Regions from separate parts of the Homo sapiens genome. Here region 2 is linked to region 1. Evidence: read pairs that join two places in POLR2A ChIA-PET (ENCODE). Cell type or tissue: PC-9. All regions are shown on one strand.

What was found. ChIA-PET counts read pairs that join two places held together with the same protein. Peaks named below come from ENCODE experiments on the same cell type or tissue, not always from the same donor. Only the 100,000 strongest peaks of a DNase experiment are listed, where the experiment ranks them.
Region 2: POLR2A ChIA-PET joins it to region 1 with 7 read pairs; 1 of 35 experiments calls an interaction of 5 or more read pairs at or near these places.

What each region holds. Positions count from the first base shown.
Region 1 is chr16:2,987,975-2,995,974 of GRCh38, reverse strand. It overlaps GREP1 (glycine rich extracellular protein 1), which reads right to left and starts at 7,713. Exons shown (of 29, transcript NM_001396456.1): 1 at 7,635-7,713; 2 at 7,353-7,385; 3 at 6,423-6,452; 4 at 5,969-6,001; 5 at 5,853-5,888; 6 at 5,388-5,423; 7 at 4,874-4,927; 8 at 4,538-4,597; 9 at 3,537-3,572; 10 at 3,141-3,170; 11 at 3,012-3,044; 12 at 1,248-1,277; 13 at 1,137-1,169; 14 at 1,013-1,048; 3 more. The coding sequence starts at 7,698. RefSeq lists enhancers at 1-434, 1,754-2,255, 6,620-7,569, 7,570-8,000. In PC-9, no CTCF peak of the experiment used is centred here; DNase peaks (open chromatin) are centred at 194 and 3,094.
Region 2 is chr16:2,854,065-2,862,064 of GRCh38, reverse strand. PRSS22 (serine protease 22) reads left to right here and starts at 3,895. Exons shown (of 6, transcript NM_022119.4): 1 at 3,895-4,042; 2 at 5,217-5,243; 3 at 5,812-5,983; 4 at 6,214-6,491. The coding sequence starts at 3,961. RefSeq lists enhancers at 2,709-3,308, 3,309-3,909, 3,910-4,510. In PC-9, CTCF peaks have their summits at 2,882, 6,968 and 7,167 (motif pointing left); DNase peaks (open chromatin) are centred at 3,324, 3,874 and 5,534; H3K4me3 peaks cover 3,903 bases; H3K27ac peaks cover 3,425 bases.

The DNA.
Region 1 (8,000 bases):
GGCGACAGAGCAAGACTCCATCTCAAAAAAAAAAAGCCTGGGCTCCTACCCCAGGTGTCCTCACCTGGCTGGGTTCCAGCCCCAGGGAAGGCCCCTGCTCTCAGCCTTTTCCCATATCCTGGAGAGGGAGGGAGCATGAGTAGAGTGCTTATGGCTTCAGGGGTTCGTGCATAGAGAGGCAGACCAGGGCGGGCGGGGCTCACCTGGCTTCAGAGGCTTCACATTCCCTCCAAGGCCTGGAGGAGATATAGGGGGGCTGGTGAGTGACTCAGGGGCCCCACCCACATTCTCCCCCAGCCCCTCCCCACCCCTGCTCCTACCTGCTCCAAATCCAAATCGGTTCTGGGCTGTCAAGACTATGGGGAGAGGAGGGTGGGGTGGGGATTTGGGGTTTGGTTGAGGTGGAGGTAAGGGAATCCTGGAGGCTTCCTCCCAGCAGCCCTTCAGTTATTCACCAGCTCAGCCCCCCATGAGACTGGGAAGGGAGGCAGGGAGAGGACGCCCCAGGGGTAGAACCCCAGACCCCATCTGTCTCACCTGGCTGAGCACTCAGCCCATTCCCATTCCCTAATCCTGGGGGACAGATGGAGGTGGGGGTGAGAGGGGGAAGGGGGCTCTGAACACTGGGGAGACAGAAGCCCGGGAGAGCCAGGCTTACCTGGCTCCTGTGCCTTCATGTCCCCTCTAAAGCCTTTGGGAAAATGGGGAGCAGATGAGGTACCTAGGAGCCCCCAACTCAGATCCACCCCAGAACCCCAGCATCTGGACCCCAGCTCCTCCCATCCCCCTCAGGACCTGCTCCAGGGCCATTCTGAGGTGGGGGGCTTGTCGGGGTGGGAGGGCTGAGCTAAGCTGGGGACACAGCGCCTATGGTTCCCCTTCAGGGCCAAGCCAGAAGCCAAGGATCTTGGAGACGCCCCGTCACCCCTCTCCATCATTCACCAATCCCGCCCCTGGGAGGAAGAGGCCGCCCAGATGCAGACCCTGGAACCCCAGACTGTACCCCCTTCACCTGGCTGGGCTCCCAGCCCAATTCTGTACTGGAATCCTGGGGGAATAGATCAAGGCGGGGTATGAATGAGGGGAGGGAGCTCAGGTTTTGGGGAGGCAGAGGGACAGGCCGGGGCAGGGCTCACCTGGCTTCTGGGGTTTGACGGCCCCCACATAGCCTGGTGGAGAGACAGGGAGCAGGTGAGGAACCTGGGGCCCCAGCTCTGGGCCTCCCCAAACCCCAGCCCCGCCCCTACCTGGTCTATAGCCATTTTGAGTGGTGGGGCCTGTGGAGGAGAGAAAGGGTTAAGGCCCTCCGGAGCCCTGGATGCCATCTCCAGCCACCTCGGGCAGGGGTGTCCCCACCCCCAACTTCAACGAGCCAGAAAGGCAGGTTCCTTTCCTCAGCAGCCTCCAACTGTCAAGCTCCAGCTCCTGCCACATCTTGGGTCTGAGCTCTTTTTTTTATTTTCTTGAGATGGAGTCTCGCTCTTGTTGCCCAGGCTGGAGAGCAATGGCGTGATCTTGGTTCACTGCAACCTCCGCCTCCCGGGTTCAAGCAATTCTCCTGCCTCAGTCTCCTGAGGAGCTGGGATTACAGGTGCCCGCCACCACGCCTGGCTAATTTTTAGCATTTTTAGTAGAGACGGAGTTTCACCATGTTGGCCAGGCTGGTTTTGAACTCCTGACCTCAAGTGATCCGCCCGCCTAGGCCTCCCAAAGTGCTGGGATTACAGGCGTGAGCCACTGCGCCTGGCCAGGTCTGAGATCTTGCTGGAGCCTGTACCTTCTTTGTTCAAAACTCTCCTTTTGGTTCAGTTTCTCAGAGGGTTGGGCCACTCTCTCCTCCCTGGCCTCCACTGCCTCCTAAGAACTCCCAGAGCCCAGCTCTGGGGCAGCCTCAGCCCATACTGTATGCCCCAGCGTGGCCCTGGTTGGGGAGGGCCTGTCCCCAGCACCTGGTTGGCTCAGAACAGGCATGGTCCACGGATTACTTTGGTTGTTGTTTGTTTGTTTGTTTGTTTTTGAGACGGAGTCTTGCTTTGTCACCCAGGCTGGAGTGCAGTGGCACGATCGGCTCACTGCAAGCTCCGCCTCCTGGGTTCACGCCAGTCTCCTGCCTCAGCCTCCCGAGTAGCTGGGATTACAGGTGCCCACTACCACGCCCGACTGATTTTTTTGTATTTTCAGTAGAGACGGCGTTTCACTGTGTTAGCCGGGATGGTCTTGATCTCCTGACCTTGTGATCCACCCGCCTCAGCCTCCCAAAGTGCTGGGATTACAGGCGTGAGCCACTGAGCCCGGCCTGTCTGTTTTTTAAACAGGATCTCTCTCTGTCACCCAGGCTGGAGTACAGTGGCAAGATCTCCACTCACTACTACCTCGACTTCCTGGGCTCAAGTGATCCTCACCTCTCAGCCTCCAGAGTAGCTGGGACTACAGGCACGTGCCACCACAACTGGCTAGGTTTTTTTTTTTTGTAGATGGATTGCTTGAGCCCAAGATTTCAAGACCAGCTTGGGAATGTTGCCCAGGCTGGTCTTGAACTCCTGGGCTCAATTGATCCACCTAACTCTGCCTCCCGAACTGTTGGGATTACAGGTGTTAGCCACTGCTCCAGGCCTGGATTGGTTTGTCGAATGAGGTTTGTTGTGTGAGACCAAGTTGGGAGGCTAGAGATTGGGGCTCGCCTGCTCTCTGAGCCTTTAGTCCCCCTCCCAGGCCTGGGAAGAGAAGGGGAAGGACTTCCTGTGAGTCCACCCATCCCTTCCTCTCTGCTCAGGACCAGGGCCAGGCCCCTACATCAGTAACCCCCAACCCCTAAGACCTCCATGCTCCCAGAACTCCAGGGCCTTACCTGCCTGGGTTCCAGCTCCCAGGAAGGCCCCGACTCCCCACCCATTCCTATTCCCAAATCCCAGGGGACAGAGCCAAAGAGAATGGGGAGATCAGGGACTCTAGGGAAGCAGCGGCAGATGCATAGGAAATGGGCAGGGAGACAGGGACAGGGAGTGGCTCACCTGGCTTCTGGGGTTTTCCACCCCCTCCAAAGCCTGGGGGGAAGATGAGAGGGTGAGGGATCCTTTCCTCTGGGCCTGTGCCCAGAATCTCAGCCCCAGGCTCCCCGCTTCCGTCCCCACCCTCTTTACCTGGTCCAAAGCCATTTTGAGCGGCAGGACCTGTTTGAGGGCAGACACAGGAGTGTGGAAGGTGGTGCAGTGGGGATGAGCTGGGGCCTGGAGCCCTGCCCTCTCCCTTTCTGTCTCGCGTGACCCCTGCCCTCTGCCTTTCTGTCTTGTGTGAACTCCCTCCCAGGCCTGACTGCAGTCAAAGTTGGATTTGGTTCTTGGCCCGGGAGTCCAGACCGTGGCCACCCTTGACCAGCTTGGGTGTCCTCCATGGCCAGCCGAGGCCTGGCTTGGGACGGGTGCTCAGGGGAGATTGGGTGAATGAATGAACCCCCAAGAGCCCATCTGTTGGGACCCAGAGTGTGGCCCTGGGCCCCTGACCTCTCCCCCAGCCACCCCAGCCCCTTCGGCCCCGACCTGGCTGGGTTCCCGGTCCGTTTCCATTGTTGTATCCTGGGAGGAGAAGCAGTGTGTGAGGGGTGGATCTGGGGAGGGCTTGAGGGTGGGACAAGGCCATAGATGCAGGGGAAACAGTCAAGATAGGGGAGAGGAGAGCAGGGGCTCACGGACCCCACCCATCCCCTGTCCTCCCCCAGAAATAAACTTTCTGCCTTCTGGACCTCTGATATCCCCTGGTTCTTCCCTGTGTCTTCTAGAATCCCAGTGTGGTCCAGCTGCCCTCACCTGGCTGGGCTCCAGCTCCTAGGAAGGCCCCAGCTCCCATCCCATTCCCATCACCAGATCTTGGGAGACCGAGTAGAAGGAGGAAGCAGAGGCAGGGCCGGATGTGTGTATGTGGGGAGTGGAGGACAGGGACACAGGAAAGGGCAGGCACACCTGTCTTCAGAGGTTTCACCCCCCGCCCCATGCCAGGAATAGAGAGAGAGACCAGGTAAAGGAGGCTGCAGCTCCCTGGAGCCCCCAGACCCAAGCCCAGGCCCTCCGCAACACCCTACCCTCCCTGACCTGGTTTTGGGCCTGTGGGGTGAGGGAGGCAGAGGCTGGACCTAGGCCATGTGGAGTGCGGGTCCGTGGTCCAAACACCACCCAGGGCCACTGTGCTCCACACCCTGACAGTTCACTAAGGGCGCATGCCCAGGAAGCAGCTCAGAGGCCTCCACAGGAGTCCCCACCCACAGGAATGGCATTGGCAGGCCACAGAGGGACGAGTGCCTGGGGAGGGTAACACAGACCGAGAGGGGGACAGAGAGGGACAGGACATGGTGAGTGTGGCATGGAGGTGGCACACGGGCGGGGTCCTCCCTTCATCCGCTTCTGAGGTTCCCTCTTCCCCAGGCCTGGGGAGAGCTAGAAAGAGGCTGACATTGACCCTAAGAGCTCCTCCCCTAAGAATGAGGGTTGGGACCCTAAACCCTCCTGCCCGCCCCTCCCTGCGGCCCCTGCCCAGCCACCCTCACCTGGTGGGGTTCCTGCCCCTGGAAGAGTGCCAGCGCCCAAACCACTTCTGCTCCCCAATCCTGGGGAGACATTGGTGAGGGCCATGAGCGGTGGGGTGGGCAGGCTTGAGGGACCCAGAGGCGCCTGGATATAAGTGGGCAAGGCGGGGCAGGGCTCTGCCTCACCTGGCTTCGGAGGTTTCACGCCCACTCCCAGGCCTGGGAAGGGACAGAGTGGCTGAGCCCTGCCCTCCCTCCAGAGCCCAGCTCTCCCAGCTCCTGGTGCCCTGACTCTGCTCTGCCCCTTCCCCCTCCCTCCTGGAAGCCCAGGTCCTGCCACACCCGACGTTTCCTCACCTGACTGGGCTCCGGCCACTGGGAAGGCCGCTGCTCCCAGCCCGTTTCCATATCCTGGGGAGACAGAGCCAGAGGGACATGAGGAGGGGGAATGGGGCGTCAAGCAGAGACAGAGACAGAGGGTGGGAAGTGGACACTGGGACAGGTGTGGGGCGGCCTCGCCTCTGGCTTCTGGGGCTTCTCAGCCCCTCCAAAGCCTGGGAAGAGAGATGGGCAGATGAAGGGGCCCCACCTCCCCGCCCTGGGCTCCCTGCTCCACAGCCACACCGAGCTGAGGCAGGGGTGAGGCCCAGGTGCCCCTGTCCCCTTACCAAGCCAGACATCAGAACTCCTCACCGTCCCCTCCTGCCCACTTCCCGTGAGACACCCACCTGTTCTGCCCTCTCTGAGGCCTGGGAGCCTGGAGAAGACCCTGGAAACACCGATCTGGCTGCATTCCCTCCCCCACAGTATCAGGCAAAGATTAGGCACCCCCAAGCCCCTCCCATTCCTTACCCGCTTCCCCCAGCCTCACCTGGCTGGGCTGCAGCACCTGCGAAGGTCCTGAACCCTGGGGCGAGAAGGCAGGAGGGAGTCAGGAGGAGGGAGGCAGGCAGGGGCTGGGCGAGCCTCACCTAGGTTTTGGGGTTTCATGCCCCCTTCAGTGTCTGGGAAAGAGAGGGGGATCAGATGAGGGGCTCAGGAATCCCCATCCCAGGGATACCCCTAGAATCCTGGCTTCCAGCTCCCCCACTCCCATCTCTACCTGCTCCATAGCCATTCTTAGTGGAAGGGCTCGTGGGAGAGAGAGAGGTGAGCTGAGGAGGTTTGGGGTCCCAGCTGAGGTGGGGGTACAAGACCCTTGAACCCCCCCTTGGACTAAGCCAGACACCAGCAAACCTGAGAGGCTCTCTGCGCCTCCCCCCAACAATCTCTCCAATCCTGCCTCTTCCGTCTGAGGCCTGGGAGGGAGGGAAGGAGGGGACCCCACGGCTCTCACCTGGCTGGGTTCCCAGCCCATGCCTGACCACGAATCCTGGAGAGACAGATGAGGTGAGGTGAGGAGTGTGAGAGAAAGAGGGGGAGACAAAGAGCTGGGGCCGGGGCAGGGCTCACCTGGCTTCTGTGGCTTCACGCCCCCATCATAGCCTGGAGAGACAGGGAGGTGAGGGACACCCCTCCCCCAGGATCTCCCCAGAGCCCCACACCTGGCCCACAGCCTATCCAAGCAGTGGGCCTGTGGGAACTCAGTCCCTTCCCATGATGGGGGAGGGCTGTGGGGCACAGGTGGGTGCTATCAGCCTCCTTCCCTCCCTCCTTCCCTCTCTCCTTCCTTTCTGCTCTCTTTCCTTTCTTCCCTCCCCGCTCCATTTCTTCCTGCCTGCCTTCCCCTCTCCCCAGCCAGGGTGCCTGGGGGACACTCTGGGGCTATGCTCTGTCCCCATGTATTTCTGAGACGACTGCTTCCCCCTTTACCTGCCCCCCGCCCAGCTTTCCCTGTTCCTGTCCTGCCTCCCCCCTGCCCCGTGCCCTGCCCTCAGACGCCTCCCTTCCCTATGCCAGGCCTCACCTGCTCCCAGGCCACTGTGGGGGCCATAGACTGTGGGAGAAGTGAGATGTTGAGCCCGGGGTGCTGGAGCAGCTGGGAGCCGGTGTGCCACCCTCCCCAAGCACCCCGCCACCAGCTTTACCAGATCTGTAGCCATTTGGGCTCCCTAAGCCTGTGGGGTTCAGGGGGAAGCAGGGGAACTTACAAGGGGACAAAGGGGCCCAAATCTGGATGCCACCTCCCTTTCCAGGTCTCAGTTTCCCTGCTGTCACAGGAGGGTAGAGGGCAGAGGAGGTGAGCAGTCTGGGGCTAGGGCAGTGGAGGCTAGAGGGCCCCTGGGCCTGGAGGAAGGTGTCTGAGCCAGGGCTCTGGGGGACTGTGGGGCAGAGCCCACTCCACCCTCTTCCTCTCCTCTCCCATCCATTCTCAGTACTGGGCTCCTCTCCCTTCATGGAAATCTCCTCCTCTTCTTCTCACCACCTCTGCCCCCCATCTTTCTCTCCTGAAGCTCAGATGCATCAGGGCTCAGGGGCAGCCCCTCCTTCTACCCTTAGGACCCCCCAGGTCCCTGAAGTAAAGACTCTTCCATGACACTCCACCTCCTGCCCCTCAGCAGGCTCAGTTCTCCTTGTCCCCTCCCTCCTCTCCCCCTCCGGCCCCCTTTGGCCTGCCGGTGGGTCCGCCCCTCCTGTCACACCTGCCCACCCTTCTCAGCCTGCCCAGGCCCGTCCTCAGGGCTGCATGTTCTGCCCCGGGAGACTCTTCTGAGAGTGCAGGGTGTCTGTGCTCCCCACCCTTGAGTGGACACTTGATGAGACTCCCTGCCCGGAAGACAGCAAGGGCCCTGAGCTCTCCTGGGCCCCGCATCGGGAGTCCCAGAGAGCTCCCACACCCCCAGGGCAGGAGAGATGGGAGACTCTTCCTGACCCCAGTGCCAGAGGGCCCACCTACCTTTCCCCAGGCCAGGAGGCAGAAGGGGCAGCCCTGCGGAAGCAAGACAGTGCTGACTCAAGGCTGGGGACCCCAGAGGCTGAGATGGGGCAGCGCCCAGGCATCTATCCTCCAGCCCCCAAAAACCCTCACTGTCTGAATTCTCTGCCCAGACCAGGCTTTCCACACCCCAGCCCTCCTTGTCTCCAGAACCCCAGCATCTGGCCAGGGCCCCACTTGGACCCCCAGCCCCAGTCACAGATGCCCATTCTCCAACCCCCAGCCCCAAGCTGCCCTCACCACCTTGCAGGCTCTCGGAAGTCAGGCAGAGAAGGAAAAGGGCTGCGGGGAAGGCCCAGGCGCCCATGACTCTAGGCAGAGTGGGAGGGCCCACGCCCTTTGGGCCTTTAAACACCCCTGGCTGGGTGGGGACCCTCGCCCAGGCCCCCCAGCTGTGAGAGGCAGAGGCTCTGCCTGCAGACCCTGGGGGGTCACCCCCACCTCCCCCTGTGGCAGGAGTCTAGCTCTGGCCCCTCATCCATCATGGGCGCTGACAGCAGGACAGGCCCCCTAGACTTCTCCGCCCCTGTCAGCGACTCAGGCCCTGGCGCCAGGCCCAGAGGGCTCAGATGTCCCCCCAGCAAGGGGCAGGCAGGCACCCTAGGCCCA
Region 2 (8,000 bases), 130 kb after region 1:
TGAGACCATCCTGACAAACATGCTGAAACCCTGCCTCTACTAAAAATACAAAAATTAGCTGGGTGTGGTGGCACGTGCCTGTAGTTCCAGCTATGTGGGAGGCTGAGGCAGGAGAATTGCTTGGGAGGCTGAGGCAGGAGAATTGCTTGAACTCGGGAGGTGGAGGCTGCAGTGAGCCAAGATTGCACCGCTGCACTCCAGCCTGGTGACACAGTGAGACTCCATCTCAGTAAATAAATAAATAAGAACATGCAATCTTTGTCTTTCTGTGTTTGACTTGTTCCGCTTAAGATAATGGCCTCCAGTTCCATCCACATTGCTGCAAAAGACATGGTTTTGTGTTCTTTTTTATGGCTTCGTAGTATCCCACTGTGTATATATTCACCACATTTTCTTTATCCATCATCTGTTGATGGACACTTAGGTTGATTTCATGGCTTTGCTGTTGTGAACAGTGTTGCTGCGATGAACACACGAGTGCAGGTGTCTCTTTGATTAAATGACTTCTTTTCCTTTGGGTGGATGCCCAGTGGTGGGATTGCTGGTTGAATGGTAGTTCTAGTTTTAGTTCTTTGAGAAATCTCTATCCTGTTTTCCATAGAGCTAAATGATGTACTTATTGTTTACAATTCTCTGTTTCATCCGATGTCCATGGCTTTTGGTTTGCTCATTGCTGTATCTTCAGCACTTCGGACAGCGCCGGCATACAGGCGGTGCTCTGCAAATGCTTGTTGATTGAGTTAACAAGGACAAGGAGAGTGTCTTATTTCCCTTGACTACTCCAGCACATGGTGGGTGGGCTCCATAGCCTTTGGTGGGACAATGAATGGATAGCCCTGTTCAAAGTAGCTCCCCAGACTCCTGGGCCCACATCTGAGATGCCACCATTGGCGAGTCACTTCTTTTGCCAGTGGCAGCTGCTGTTAACATGGAAATGCCCCAGTGGCCCTGTCAGTCATCACCACTCCAGTGCACATGGATCAGAGGCCCTGAGGCCAGGCTGGCAGGGAGTGGGGGTGTGGGTGGCAGGGGCACACAGCTCATCCAGAGCTTGCACAGGCAGGGATGCTGGCCAGCATGTGGGTCTAGCATTGGCAGGCGCTCAATAAATATTTTGTTGAGTGAATGTTGAATCATGCCAGGGTCTCCACCCCGTGGCCTTTCAGAGACTCCACCCTCTATACCCTGGGAATTGAGGAACTGCTGTCTGGGGCCCTTCCCCAGGACTTGTGCCAGGAAATCTTCACCCAGCTCCTCAGGGCTTCCCCCTGCTCCTACCAGGTCCTTCTCCTCGGGGCTCTCTTCCTGGCCACCCTGTCTCAGGGATAGCGGCATCTTGGGCAGGGCCCATGGCTACCCTTGGGTATCCAGGGCAGTGAGCTGGCTCTTCAGAAAGGCAGAAAAGCTGGAATGGAGAGGAAACCTGGGCGGGAGGCAGAGAGGGAGGCTGGAGTGGTCGGTCCCCAGCCACTTGCAGACTTGCTTCTTCCACACTCATTTATACATTCAACAAACACTCGCTGAGCCCCAGGGTGCAGCAGGCACTGAATATGATCCTGGGGGTCCACAGGGAGCCCCCCTGCCCACACTGTTTCCCCAGCACCCAGCTTCACAGTGGCCCTCTAGGGTCCAAGCCACCGCCTGGTCCCATGGTTCTGTGCCCACCTCCCGGACACCTCCCTGTCATCCGTCATCTGCCTCCCACCCCTAGGAGGTCATGTGCTTCCTGAGCACAGGACCTGCGTCTTATTCATCACATGTGTCCTGGTGCCCACCAGGGCCTGACATACAGCAGGTACTCAATATATGTTTGCTGGGTGAGCTGGAGAGGCCACCCACCTTATTCCAGAAGGCAGTGGGGTGGGGCGCAGGAGGGCCCTGGACGCCCTGGGTGCAGAGCTGAGCGGGGGACAGTGAGTAGGGTTGGGGGAGCCCAGCAGAAATTTCTGCTGCAGTGCTGCTGCTGCTCAGAGACACTGCCCCTCCTTGGCCACTCTGCGTGGCCTTTTCCTGCAGTTCCCCCAAACCCCCTCTGAGTCCTGGGACAGAGAATAATGCATCCTCTGGGGCTCCCCAGGGCCCTGCTGTTTGACTTGTCTCTCGGTGGAGCAGGGCATGGCCTCTCTGCCACGAGAAAGTGCCAGTCGTCCTGCTGCCACCCTAACCCTTAACAGACTGAGGAGGTGGGCAGCACAGAGTCCACCCCCAGGGCAAAACCCGTCCTGCTCAGAGCCATGGAGTCCCTGAAGCAGCCATGGTGGTCTGCTAAGCCCCTGACCCACGCCACCCTGACTCTGCAGGGAGCAAGTTAGGGCTCACCCCAGGCAGGGTGAGGCACCTCCTCCAGGCTCCCGAAGCCTCCATGAGGGCAGTCCCAGCAGCCACCCCCAGTGTTGGGGTGCAGGTCCGGCTCCACCACTCACCCAGCAATCTCGGGCAAGTCACTTAACCGCCCTAAGCTGCCTCAGTTTCCTTATCTGCAGAGTGGGAATAATAAAGACATTTGAGGATTAGGAGGCAATGCATGGCACTCCTAAATGTTTGCTCTATTATATAAATACTATATTTATATTTGTATAAATATATTTATTACATACATATTCACTACTATGGTTTTTTTTTTTTTTTTTTGAAACAGAGTCTCGCTCTGTCGCCCAGGCTGGAGTGCAGTGGCGTGATCTCAGCTCACTGCAACCTCCGCCTCCCAGGTTCAAGCGATTCTCCTGCCTCAGCCTCCCAAGTAGATGGGACTAAGGGCGCCTGCCACCATGCCTGGCTAATTTTTTTTTTTTTGTATTTTTAGTAGAGACGGGGTTTTACTATGTTGGCCAGACTGGTATTGAACTCCTGACCTCATGATCTGTCCGTCTTGGCCTCCCAAAGTGCTGGGATTACAGGAATAAGCCACCCCACCCAGACACTATGGTTGTTTTTAATTCACCCCCGGCGGTAGCAAGGGCCCTGCTGGAGGCTTGTTGATCGAATGAGTGAAGGGGCGCAGGCTCCTGCCTCTTTGTAGAGGAGGAAGCCTGCCCTGCTTGGGTGGGAGTGTCCCAAGTGTGGGGCGCTGCAGGGCACTGAGTCAGGGAAGGTCTCACAGGATTCAGCCCCGGGTTGCCACTGTGGCAGCCGCTGGGGGGAAGCACCGAGAATCCACTCCCAGCCCAGGACCCGGCCCCCCACAGCCCAGCCCAGCAGCTCTTTGAATCCTGGGAGTCCCAGCCCTTCCCGGGGCCCCTCTTCTCTCAACCCCCCTGCTTGGCCGAGCCCTGGTGCCCATGGGCTCCTCCCCTTCCCAGGAGTCCAGGTGAGGTGAGTTGTCAGGTGTCTGAACCGCAGGGCAGAGCCCCGCCTCCAGGAACGACAGGAGGGCGGCCACCAGGAGGCCACCAAGGTCGCCACTCACCTGATTCACAGCTTTCGGGAAGTGGGTTAACGGGATTCCCAAGCCCGGGTTGCGCCAGGTCTCTGGGCTGAGTCACAGGGGCCTGGGGCCCTGCAGGTGGGAGCCGTTACTGAGCTTTGGGCACCCCCTTGATCCCTAAGGCCCTAGGACCACCCCCAACACCCAGTACCCCAGACTTCAGCCTCTCCAAACCCAGGCCCTCCCCAGCCCGGAACCCCTTCCTTTCAGTGCCCTGGCACCTTTCTCTGCCCCTGGACAATTAATGTCAGGGACCTCTGGGCCCAAGCCCCCTCCCCTGCCCTTCCAGAGGCCACATCCTGGGGTCTCAGCTAGAGCCCCCCCAGAGCCCTGTAGCGGCTGGCTTCCTCCCCGCAGCCCCGCCCTCTGCCCAGGACCCACAGCCGGGGTGGCCGCGGGAGCCACCTGGGGACTGGTCTGACGGCATTCCGCCTCCCAGGATAAAACCTGGGGCGACCTGCAGGGAACCTACACACCCTGACCCGCATCGCCCTGGGTCTCTCGAGCCTGCTGCCTGCTCCCCCGCCCCACCAGCCATGGTGGTTTCTGGAGCGCCCCCAGCCCTGGGTGGGGGCTGTCTCGGCACCTTCACCTCCCTGCTGCTGCTGGCGTCGACAGGTACGTCCGGAGGCTGCTCCTCCCTCCTCCCTCTCACCTCCACCCTCCTTCCCTCCTTCCCTCCCTCCCTCTCTCCCTCCTGGCCTTGCCTCTCTCATCTCCTTTCCGCTTCTGCTCTGTTTATCTCTTGCTCCTTAACTGCTCTGTGCCTCGGTTTCTTCTACGGCTGTGAGGATGAAACAGAAAACGCAGCAAGTACGCAGCGCGCCTCGGTCTCCAGTTACCGTCGGCGTCGCCATCGCCTGCTCCCTCTCGCCTCCGTGTTCTCCCATCTCCTCGTCCTCCGCTGCTTGCCTCTGGGGAAGCACCGTTTTGTGTTGTTCCTGCCGCAGGAGGTCAGGGGAGGGCACACCAGCGGCAGCAGCGTCCAGAGCCGAGGGGCTCAGGTCTGTGCCTCCCTCGAGGAGCCGGTCCTGGTCCCCGGAAGGCAGGCTGGACGGGAAGCTGCGGGAGGGCAGGGTCACAGCTGTGCAGCCAGGGCCTGGCCAGGCCCCAGGAAATGCCCCGCCGGTAGGGGCCCTGGGGTTGAGAGACTTGAGAGTCTCCCTGGGCACTGGAGGGCTAGAGGTTCCTCACCACCAGGTACTCAAGGGGACCCCCTCCTCACTGGGCGCTGGGACGCCTGCTCACTGGGCGCTGGGACCCCTCCTCACTGGGCGCTGGGACCCCCTCCTCACTGAGCGCTGGGACCCCCTCGTCACTGGGCGCTGGGGACCCCTCCTCACTGGGCGCTGGGGAGCCCTCCTCACTGGGCGCTGGGGACCCCTCCTCACTGGGCGCTGGGGAACCCTCCTCACTAGGCGCTGGGGAGCCCTCCTCACTGGGCGCTGGGGACCCCTCCTCACTGGGTGCTGGGACCCCTTCCCACTGGGCACTGGACCCCTTCTCACTGGGTGCTGGGGGCTTCTCGCTGGGCGCTGAGGGACCCTCCTCACTGGGTACTGGGACCCCTCCTCACTGGGCGCTGAGGGACCCTCCTCAGGGGGTGCTGGGACCCCTCCTCACTGGGCGCTGAGGGACCCTCCTCACTGGGTGCTGGGACCTCCACCTCACTGGGCACTGGGATCCCTTCTTACTGGGTGTTGGGGGCCTTCCTCACTGGGCGTTGAGGGCCCCTCACCACTGTGTCCTGGGGCCCCTCACCGGCCTAACCGTTTCCTTCTCTTGCCCTCAGCCATCCTCAATGCGGCCAGGATACCTGGTGAGTGGAGCTGGCAGCTCTGACGGGAGGGAGAAGGGAGGAGGCCCACGCGCAGGCAGTGTCTATGTGTCCGTCCCCTGGGCACAGGTCAGAAAGGGGCTGGGGTGAGAGGGGGAAAGAGCTAGAGGGGAAGGGAGGCAGGAAGGAGACACGGATGCAAGGAGAAAGGCTTGAGAGATGCCAGGGCCAGAGGAGAGAGAGAGCCAGGAAGGTGAACAGAGTGGAAAGCAGGGTAAGGAAAGAGGGGGAGGGAGAGACCAGGTGCAGCTGACAAGGAGTGAGTGGAAAGGCCAGGGCCAGGTGAGGACCAGCAGAGAGTGAGGATGGAGGGAGGGATGGGACGGGGAGGTGGGCGGAGCTTGGGGTATGGGTGGAGCTTAGGATGTGGGTGGAGCTTGGGGTGTGGGTGGAGCTTGGAGTGCAAGTGAAACTTGGGATGTGGGTAGAGCTTGGGGACATGAACGGAGCTTGGGCTGTGGGCAAAGCTTGGGGTGCAGGCCTAGGGATTGGGATTCCGGGGGTGGGTTGTAGGAAGTTGGAGATAACAAAACTTGACCGTACCCTCCAGTTCCCCCAGCCTGTGGGAAGCCCCAGCAGCTGAACCGGGTTGTGGGCGGCGAGGACAGCACTGACAGCGAGTGGCCCTGGATCGTGAGCATCCAGAAGAATGGGACCCACCACTGCGCAGGTTCTCTGCTCACCAGCCGCTGGGTGATCACTGCTGCCCACTGTTTCAAGGAGTATGTACAGCCGGCCTGGGGCACTTGATCTTCTAAGGCCCTGGGCTTTGTGCCCCAGGCCCTGGGCTCCCTTTACAGGCTCTGCTTCCGGGCCTCTGTTCAATCTTGGTGCCCCTCGATTCTACCTAGAAGCCTCTCCTGCCTTCAGGGGCCTTCACACCCATGCTGTTCCCCCAGGTACCTCCTCCCAGACCAGGCCTGGCTGATCCTCCCCTTCCCTTTCCTTCCAGCAACCTGAACAAACCATACCTGTTCTCTGTGCTGCTGGGGGCCTGGCAGCTGGGGAACCCTGGCTCTCGGTCCCAGAAGGTGGGTGTTGCCTGGGTGGAGCCCCACCCTGTGTATTCCTGGAAGGAAGGTGCCTGTGCAGACATTGCCCTGGTGCGTCTCGAGCGCTCCATACAGTTCTCAGAGCGGGTCCTGCCCATCTGCCTACCTGATGCCTCTATCCACCTCCCTCCAAACACCCACTGCTGGATCTCAGGCTGGGGGAGCATCCAAGATGGAGGTGCGGCTTCTTCCTCTCCAAGGTGGTTGGGGGCAGATGGGGACAGAGGATGGCAGACACTCAGGGACACAGACACCATGAGCAACAAAGGGTGGAGGCCAGAGGCACAGCATGACAGAGGTGGAAGGAAAGATGGGCTGCAATCCAGAAGAAACCTTGGTGGGCAATTTCAGGCCATTTCTCTTTTCTTTTCTTTCTTCTTCTTCTTTTTTTTTTTTTTTTTTTTGAGACAGGGTGTTACTCTGTCACCCAGGCTGGAGTGCAGTGGTGTGATCCTAACTCACTGCAGCCTTTGCCTCCCAGGCTCAAGTGATCCTCCCACCTCAGCCTCCCAGGTAGCTGGAACTACAGGTGTGTGCTACCACACCTGGCTAATTTTTGTATTTTTTGTAGAGACAGGGTTTTTCTGTGTTGGCTGGGCTGGTCTTGAACTGTTGGGCTCAAGCAATCCACCAGCCTCAGCCTCCCAAAGTGCCGGGATTACAGGTGTGAGCCACTGTGCCTGGCCTCATTTCTACTTCAAAAGTATCTGGCTATGTTTTGAGGCAACAGCCAGACCCGTGAAGCTATTCAATTCATCAATACAGGAATGGCTGAAAGGGGGTGTGTGTGGGACTAAGCTGAATACAGGGTGAATATAAAGAGGCCTGATTCCAGAGTGGGAACAGGCACCCCCTGGTGGTAGCATGCCACAATTGCGGGCAAAATTCTCGGGAGAAAATGCAGCCACCTTAATTGTAAAATATAATTTTCAAACCACCACTGGAGGTTTGGAAAACATCATCTCAAAACTCAAACTAGATTACATAAAGCAAGAAGCAGGGAAGCAGCAAGAGAAAGGTAGATGACAGATCGACAGGCAGATGGATGATAGAGACTGGGCCAAGGAAAAGAAACATACAGGCAGAAATGAGGATACAATGAAGACCTGGAAGAAAGAGTTTGAAAGAGAGAGCTAGAGACTAAGTAATAACAAAGTGTAAGACAGATGAAAATTTAACCAGATTCCAGAATAATTAAGAGAAATGACACTAGCTCAGGTGTGTGGGGATCCCAGTAACTCTGAGGTTGCAACCTCTCCATGATCTCTGTAGGGGCTTCTTCAAGAGCTAGAATCGCGGACTTTCAGTCCACAATCTGCAGACCACAGTCTGTAGACCAGCTCCAGGCAAGGCGTGGGGATCCCTCAGGTCCTGGTAATTTTCAACATCGAGTGGACATTTATTGAACACTTCTTCTATAGCAGTCCCAGTGCTGGATGAAGTAATGCAGTATCTGAGACAGGAAGGGCTCTAACCATCTGTGGATATAAGAAAATTTATTAAAGAGGTAGGGTCTTAGGTTTCACATTCATGTTCTAATTCAGCAGGGCCAGAGGTGGAGACCTGGAATTTCAATTTTCTGAAGGCATCTTGGGAGAGACTGGTAGAGCTAATCTGTTAGCCTTTGAGAACCGCTGCTGAGAGGAATGGTGTTGGGGGGGAATAGTCCTTTGAGGAGGCAACGAGG